Linked DNA regions of Homo sapiens: region 2 is linked to region 1. The links are chromatin loops, found by intact Hi-C in ENCODE. Cell type or tissue: heart left ventricle. All regions are shown on one strand. Each heading gives the region's core, and the rest is flanking DNA. Links, peaks and the distances in the headings are about the cores only.

Region 1 (2,893 bases), core at 113-2,612:
ATGCAGCCCACCGTCACCATGCTGCCTCTCCCCCAGGGCCCGGATGAACGCTGCCCAGTGTCTCGCCCATCCCTGGCTCAACAACCTGGCGGAGAAAGCCAAACGCTGTAACCGACGCCTTAAGTCCCAGATCTTGCTTAAGAAATACCTCATGAAGAGGCGCTGGAAGGTACCGCTGGATTCAGGGTGGGGAGGGAGGGCTTGCTAGTGGGAAGAGCTCCTGGTGCCAGATCCCAGCCTCCACCGTCCCTGCCTTGGCAGGTTCTGTTGACCAGGCTGGGCCCTGTCCGGAAGACAGGGTTGACTTTTCTGTTTTTGCCCTGGGCTGGCTCCTGTCCTAGAGTGGAGACCTCTACCCGGCCTTCCACCCAGCCCCACCCATCTGGGGCTCTGGCTTCCCTCCTTCATTTTTCAAATATTTCTTGAGCATCTACTACTTCTAGGCATTGGGATATAGGAGTGGACAAAAGAGACAAAGATCTCAGTCTTTGTGGAGTTACTTTTGGTGAGAGATGGGGCATTTTCTATCTTTTTTTCTTTCTTTCAATACAGTCTTGCTCTGTCACCCAGGCTGGGGTACAATGGCGTGATCTCGGCCCACTGCAACCTCTGCCTCCCAGGTTCAAGCAATTCTCCTGCCTCAGCCTTCCAAGTAGCTGGGATTACAGGCACCCACCATCACACCTGGCTAATTTTTGTATTTTTAGTGGAGACGGGGTTTCACCATGTTGGCCAGGCTGGTCTTGAACTCCTGACCTCGTGATCCACCTGCCTCCGCCTCCCAAAGTGCTGGGATTACAGGCGTGAGCCACTGTGCCTGGCTGAGGTGGGGCATTTTCTAGAGCCCTGTGGAAATAGGCAGGGTTAAAGAAGACTTTAGAAAAAAAATAAGGGCCTTCTGCCGGGGAGAGGTTGCACTTTTATTTTTATTTTTTTTAGAGACAGGGTCTCACTCTGCCTCCCCAGCTGGAGTGCAGTGGCGCTATCATGGCTCACTGTAGTCTTGACCTTCTGGGCTCAAGTGATCCTCTCCTTTGGCCTCCTGAATAGCTGGGACCACAGACATATGCCACCACATCCAGTTAATATTTTAAAAATATTTTTGTGGAGATGAGGTCTCGCCATGTTGCTCAGGCAAGCAATCCTCCCGCCTTGGCCTCTCGAAGTGTTGGGATTACAGGTGTGAGCCACTGTGCCCAGCCTGCACTTCTAAATAGGGGGGGTCAGGAAGGGCTCACTGAGAAGCATGTGAACAAAGACCTGAAGGTGGGGAGGGGTGAGCCGTGCCAATACTGGGAGAAGAGTATTCCGGGCAGAGGGAGTAGCCAGTGCAAAGGCCCTGAGGCAGAGGTGTGGTTGGAGAGTTTGAGGAACAGGTAGGAGGCCAGTATGGATGGAGTGGAGTGAGCAAGGAGGTAAGGAATGAAGTTAGAGAGGAAGAGGGGGACAGGAGTTGGAGGGACTCATCGGCCATGGCAAGGGGTTTATCTTTTACTTGGAGCAAAACTGGAGCCATGGGAGTGTTTGGAGCAGAGCGGTCCTTGGTTCAGGTCTGGCTGACCTATCCGTTGAGTGAGGGGACTCCTGGACAATACAGTGTCATGGCGCCTCCCGTGGCCATTTTGGGCACTGCACCTTCTCTAGCCTGTGACCCTCCTGGACTGAAGGGGACTTACAGGCTGCTCAGACACCCTGCAGCTGCCCCCCTGCCCTGGTGTTGACTGGGACTCCCTCTCTTCTGCCCTCTAGAAAAACTTCATTGCTGTCAGCGCTGCCAACCGCTTCAAGAAGATCAGCAGCTCGGGGGCACTGATGGCTCTGGGGGTCTGAGCCCTGGGCGCAGCTGAAGCCTGGACGCAGCCACACAGTGGCCGGGGCTGAAGCCACACAGCCCAGAAGGCCAGAAAAGGCAGCCAGATCCCCAGGGCAGCCTCGTTAGGACAAGGCTGTGCCAGGCTGGGAGGCTCGGGGCTCCCCACGCCCCCATGCAGTGACCGCTTCCCCGATGTGAGCCGCCTCGGAGTGTGGCCTGGATCCATCCTGCTAGCACCTCCCCAGACAGGGCTCCAGCCTGTCGGCCACACCCCAGACTCCAGGCCCCCGTTGAAGCCGCTCCCGGTTCCCTCCCCAGCTCCTCGTCTTTGAACTGCCGCCGCCGTGGTGACCCCTGCTTTGCCCCACTGGGAGAGTCCTTAGCCTGGGCCTCCTCCTAGCTGGAGTGCCATGGCTGGGGGGTCTCAGCATGTAGGGCTTCTGTGGTTGTGGATGGGAGGCTCCTGGTGGGGCAGAAAGGCTGCAACGCTGATTCCTAAGGCCCAGCTGCCAGGGAAGACAGAGCAGGCTTTGTGAGAGAGGACCTCCATGCCCCCGCCACCTCCCCACTCCAGCAGATAAGGCCGAGCCCACACCATCTGGCCCAGGCTGGCCCCCACCCACCTTCCTTGCGACCACCAACACACAGGAACTCTGTGTGAGAGAGAGGGCGCCCAGCCCAGGCCTGGTGGAGGGGGAGGGGAGAAGCCAAGGGACACAGGAGACCACCCCCGAGCTTGCCTCAGGGCCAAGCCGGCCCAACCCAACCACTCGGGGCCCCCATCTTGGGGGTCACCCATGGCCTCAGATGATGGGGTCAGCAGGCCCAGGAGAATTAGGAAGGCCATGGGGCAGCCTCCAGTCTGCTCTCAGCTTGTGCCTTGTAAATAAATGTACAGGTTGGATGTGGCCTCCTTCCCTCTGTGTGTGCCTGCACTGGTGTGAGGTCGCTGATGACCACAGTTCACTGAGCACCTACTGTGTACCGGACACTTTAGCAATATCCGTCAGCTCACAGTTTGGTGGTTCATGCAGGCTCAGGTGCCAGTCTGCCCAGCACATGATGTGGGCAGGTGGCTTC
Region 2 (2,893 bases), core at 187-2,686, 620 kb after region 1:
ATCTCCCATTCCAGAGCTTCACCAGGAACCGAACACATACCAGCCACAGCCACCACCCTGGCTCGGTGTCACACACATGGGCTGGCTCCAGCTAAGCTCTGGGCGTATACAATTTCATTCTCGCCTCGCGACAGCCCTTTACAGAAAGAAATGGACTCAGCCCCCAGCCCCACACACCTCGGGGGTGGTCTTCACCCCGTATTTGACGCGGCTCCGCAGCCCGTCGGCACCGCAGCCATCCGAGGGGTAGGAGGCTGTGCCAAGTGCCGTGGCCGGCGGGAGCTTGTCACACAGGTTGATGGGCTGATCCTCGGCGGCCGTGGTGAAGTCCATGGGGGCCACGGCGCCGTTGCCATTCATCTCGGGGAAGGCAGGGTCGCCCTGCGTGCTGCTCGACGTGGATGGGTTCAGGGTGGAGGAGCCATTGCCGCTGCCACTCTCAGAGGAGGAGTCATCTGGAATGAGAGGCCTGGGTGTGAGGCCCCACCCAAGGCACTGTGGCCACTGCAGCCACCTCGGAGTATCCCACCCTGTGTCCTCCTCATGAGTGTCCCTGGGTTGGGGTGAGTGCTGCTACCCCACCTCAGAGGCAATTTGCCCCAGCCCACAGCCTCAGCTGAGGCAGCCACAGGGTCCCCTCTGCCAGAACAGAGGGGCCATCAGGAGGGGTGTGGCCAGGCAGGGCTGTGCAGGGCATGGAGGGTCTTCCTGCACCCCAAACTCGCAAGCGTTATGTCCAGGCTTAAGGGAGACCGAGCTCCAAGGGTTTGGGAGTGAGTGGCCTGTCAGAGGGCCCTGGAGGCCCTCGAAGCCCGGCCAGGCTCTCCCTTCTCCCCAGCTCCCAGGACCGCACCTCCCACCCACCCTGCTCCTGCTGCCGGGCACTGCCTTGCAGCTTCGAGCTCTCAGAGCCCCTGCCCACGGTGGGCCCTCAAATGTCTCCTTCCTCTGCCGGAAGCAGGAAGGATGGCTCTACTGTGACCTCCAGCCATTCACTCCCTCCTGTAAGCAAGCCCAGCCCTGGCAGCCTAGGCACAGGCACGGTGGCCCCCGAATCTGCGCTCCGTGCAGGCCCCACGGCCTGGGACGTGCAAAGCCGGGGCTGCAAGGTCTGGGGTCTGCACGCGGCCCCCGAGTGGGCCTGCCCGGCGTCTCAGGGTGGGCAGCCCCGGCAAAGCACTGCGAGGGCGCCCCCTGCCGCAAAGAGCGCGGCACCGCCAGCCTGCGGGCGCGGGGGAGGAAACTTTAACCAGGGGACCAGACAGTTCCAGATACATTCCAGGCCTCTCTGCCCACCCAGCCCCAGCCCCAGCCCCGGCCTCCTGCTTGCTCAGCTGAGACGGCAGAGGCTGAAGCTGCACGGGAACTCCCGGGGTCACTGTCAGGTGAGCACCCGCGAGGGTCCCGGGGAGGTACGGGTGACCCTGGCGGCTCCACACCTGCACCCAGAGTGGGTGGGGGAGGGGTGGTCACAGCGGGCCCTGCCGCCCCTTCCCCCAGGCCAGGGTCACGCCGGACCCCACCCCCACCCTCCCAGCCGGCAGATTATGAAGATTTAGTCCCCGGTGCTGGGCACTGGGCACGCGCACCTCCAGAGCGTCCCCATGGCGACCGAGCGGCTCTAGCGCCCCAACCAATTGCTGGCCTCCCGGCTGCCCGGGGGCGGGTCCAGGCTGCCCATCATGCAGCCAGGCCGGGCAGAGGGGGATGGGAGGCCACGGCGGCGCAGTGCACCCCTCCCCCTCGGCTGCAGCAGGTCCCCTGGGCCAGGCGTCCTGTCCTCCTTCGGGCAGCCTAGCTCCACCACTCCCTCCATCCTCCCGCAGGGCAGCTCCGGGCTCTGCTCAAAGCCCGCCCATAGCTGCCCCTCACTGGCTGCATCCTCGGAGTCCCGGCCCGCGCTGGCTGTCCCCGGGACCCCACAGCCTACTCGCGCCCAGTCTGGAGCCAACACATTCCCCAGCATTTTTACTGAGCACCTACTGAGTGCTGGCCTGGAAACAAAGTAATGACTGCAACCAAGGTGCCAGACCTCCTGGGGGACAGATGTGCCTTACTCAGCCTCGTGGGTAACAGGGAAGGTGAATTGTGAGAATGGGGGTGCCCACTTTCCTCCACCCGGGAACCAGACCAGCTCCTCATGCAGCTCCCACTGGCTGCTCTCCAGCGCCCAGGCCACCCACATCCCACCTGTGAGAGCCAGGCCTAATCCTCACTCCCCTGTCCCATGCTTTCCTGTAGCTGAGTAAGAGTCCGGCCCACAGCCACTGGCACTCTCAGTCCTGTGACCTCTGCAGTCCCCCAGCCCAGCCTCACTATCCTGTGCTGGAGCTCTGCAATCTGCCTGCCATGACACCTCCAGCTGAGCAGATGGCAGCCAGCCTTCAAGGTCTGGTTCCACACTGCCACTTCAGGCTGGCACTTTTCTCCACTGTCCCTAGGAAGGAGGCACTCACGCCTCCAACCCCAGCTTGCTGCCCGGCCCTGCCAGGGATCCTCATGCTCCCTTCCCCTGGCCCAGGGTCATCGTGAGGGCCATCTGCCCCACCAGGACAGACCCTGTCACCAGAGAAGCCCCTGCACCTGAGGTCCAGGAGCCTCCACGGGGGACAGGGATGACACCCATACTGGCTGGTTACCCACGCTCCCATGAGCTGCAGGGGGCCCATCCTTCACCCACCTTGCAGGTGCGACTTCACATACCGACACCACCCTCACAGGCCACTTGCTTGACCTTGGAGGGCCTTAGATTCCTCCTCTGGAATGAGGGGCTGCTCCTCAGTGGGCATCGTGCCTGGCACACAGTGAGCAAGTGGTCACTGCCTTCATCACAGGCACCAGGCCCAAGGCTGGCTGCAGTGCCACACCCTACATAGGCCCAGAAGTGACATCC

Evidence for each region. Peaks named below come from ENCODE experiments on the same cell type or tissue, not always from the same donor. Only the 100,000 strongest peaks of a DNase experiment are listed, where the experiment ranks them.
Region 2: a loop joins it to region 1, with 2.7 times the contacts of the local background. A loop is called at or near these places in 3 of 110 quality-filtered maps.

The regions. Positions count from the first base shown.
Region 1 is chr20:31,831,968-31,834,860 of GRCh38, forward strand. MYLK2 (myosin light chain kinase 2) reads left to right here. Exons shown (of 13, transcript NM_033118.4): 12 at 37-169; 13 at 1,750-2,717. The coding sequence ends at 1,830. Among named protein-coding and RNA genes, the nearest start is that of FOXS1, 12 kb to the right of the region's middle. RefSeq lists an enhancer at 2,079-2,709. In heart left ventricle, for the core only: CTCF peaks have their summits at 1,621 and 1,822; a DNase peak (open chromatin) is centred at 1,614; H3K27ac peaks cover 701 bases.
Region 2 is chr20:32,455,941-32,458,833 of GRCh38, forward strand. NOL4L (nucleolar protein 4 like) reads right to left here. Exons shown (of 11, transcript NM_001256798.2): 6 at 178-455. Among named protein-coding and RNA genes, the nearest start is that of ASXL1, 99 kb to the left of the region's middle. RefSeq lists enhancers at 646-1,561, 1,562-2,477, 2,478-2,893 and silencers at 955-1,224, 1,235-1,284, 1,715-1,864. In heart left ventricle, for the core only: CTCF peaks have their summits at 1,195 (motif pointing left) and 1,395; DNase peaks (open chromatin) are centred at 1,171 and 1,661; H3K4me3 peaks cover 1,226 bases.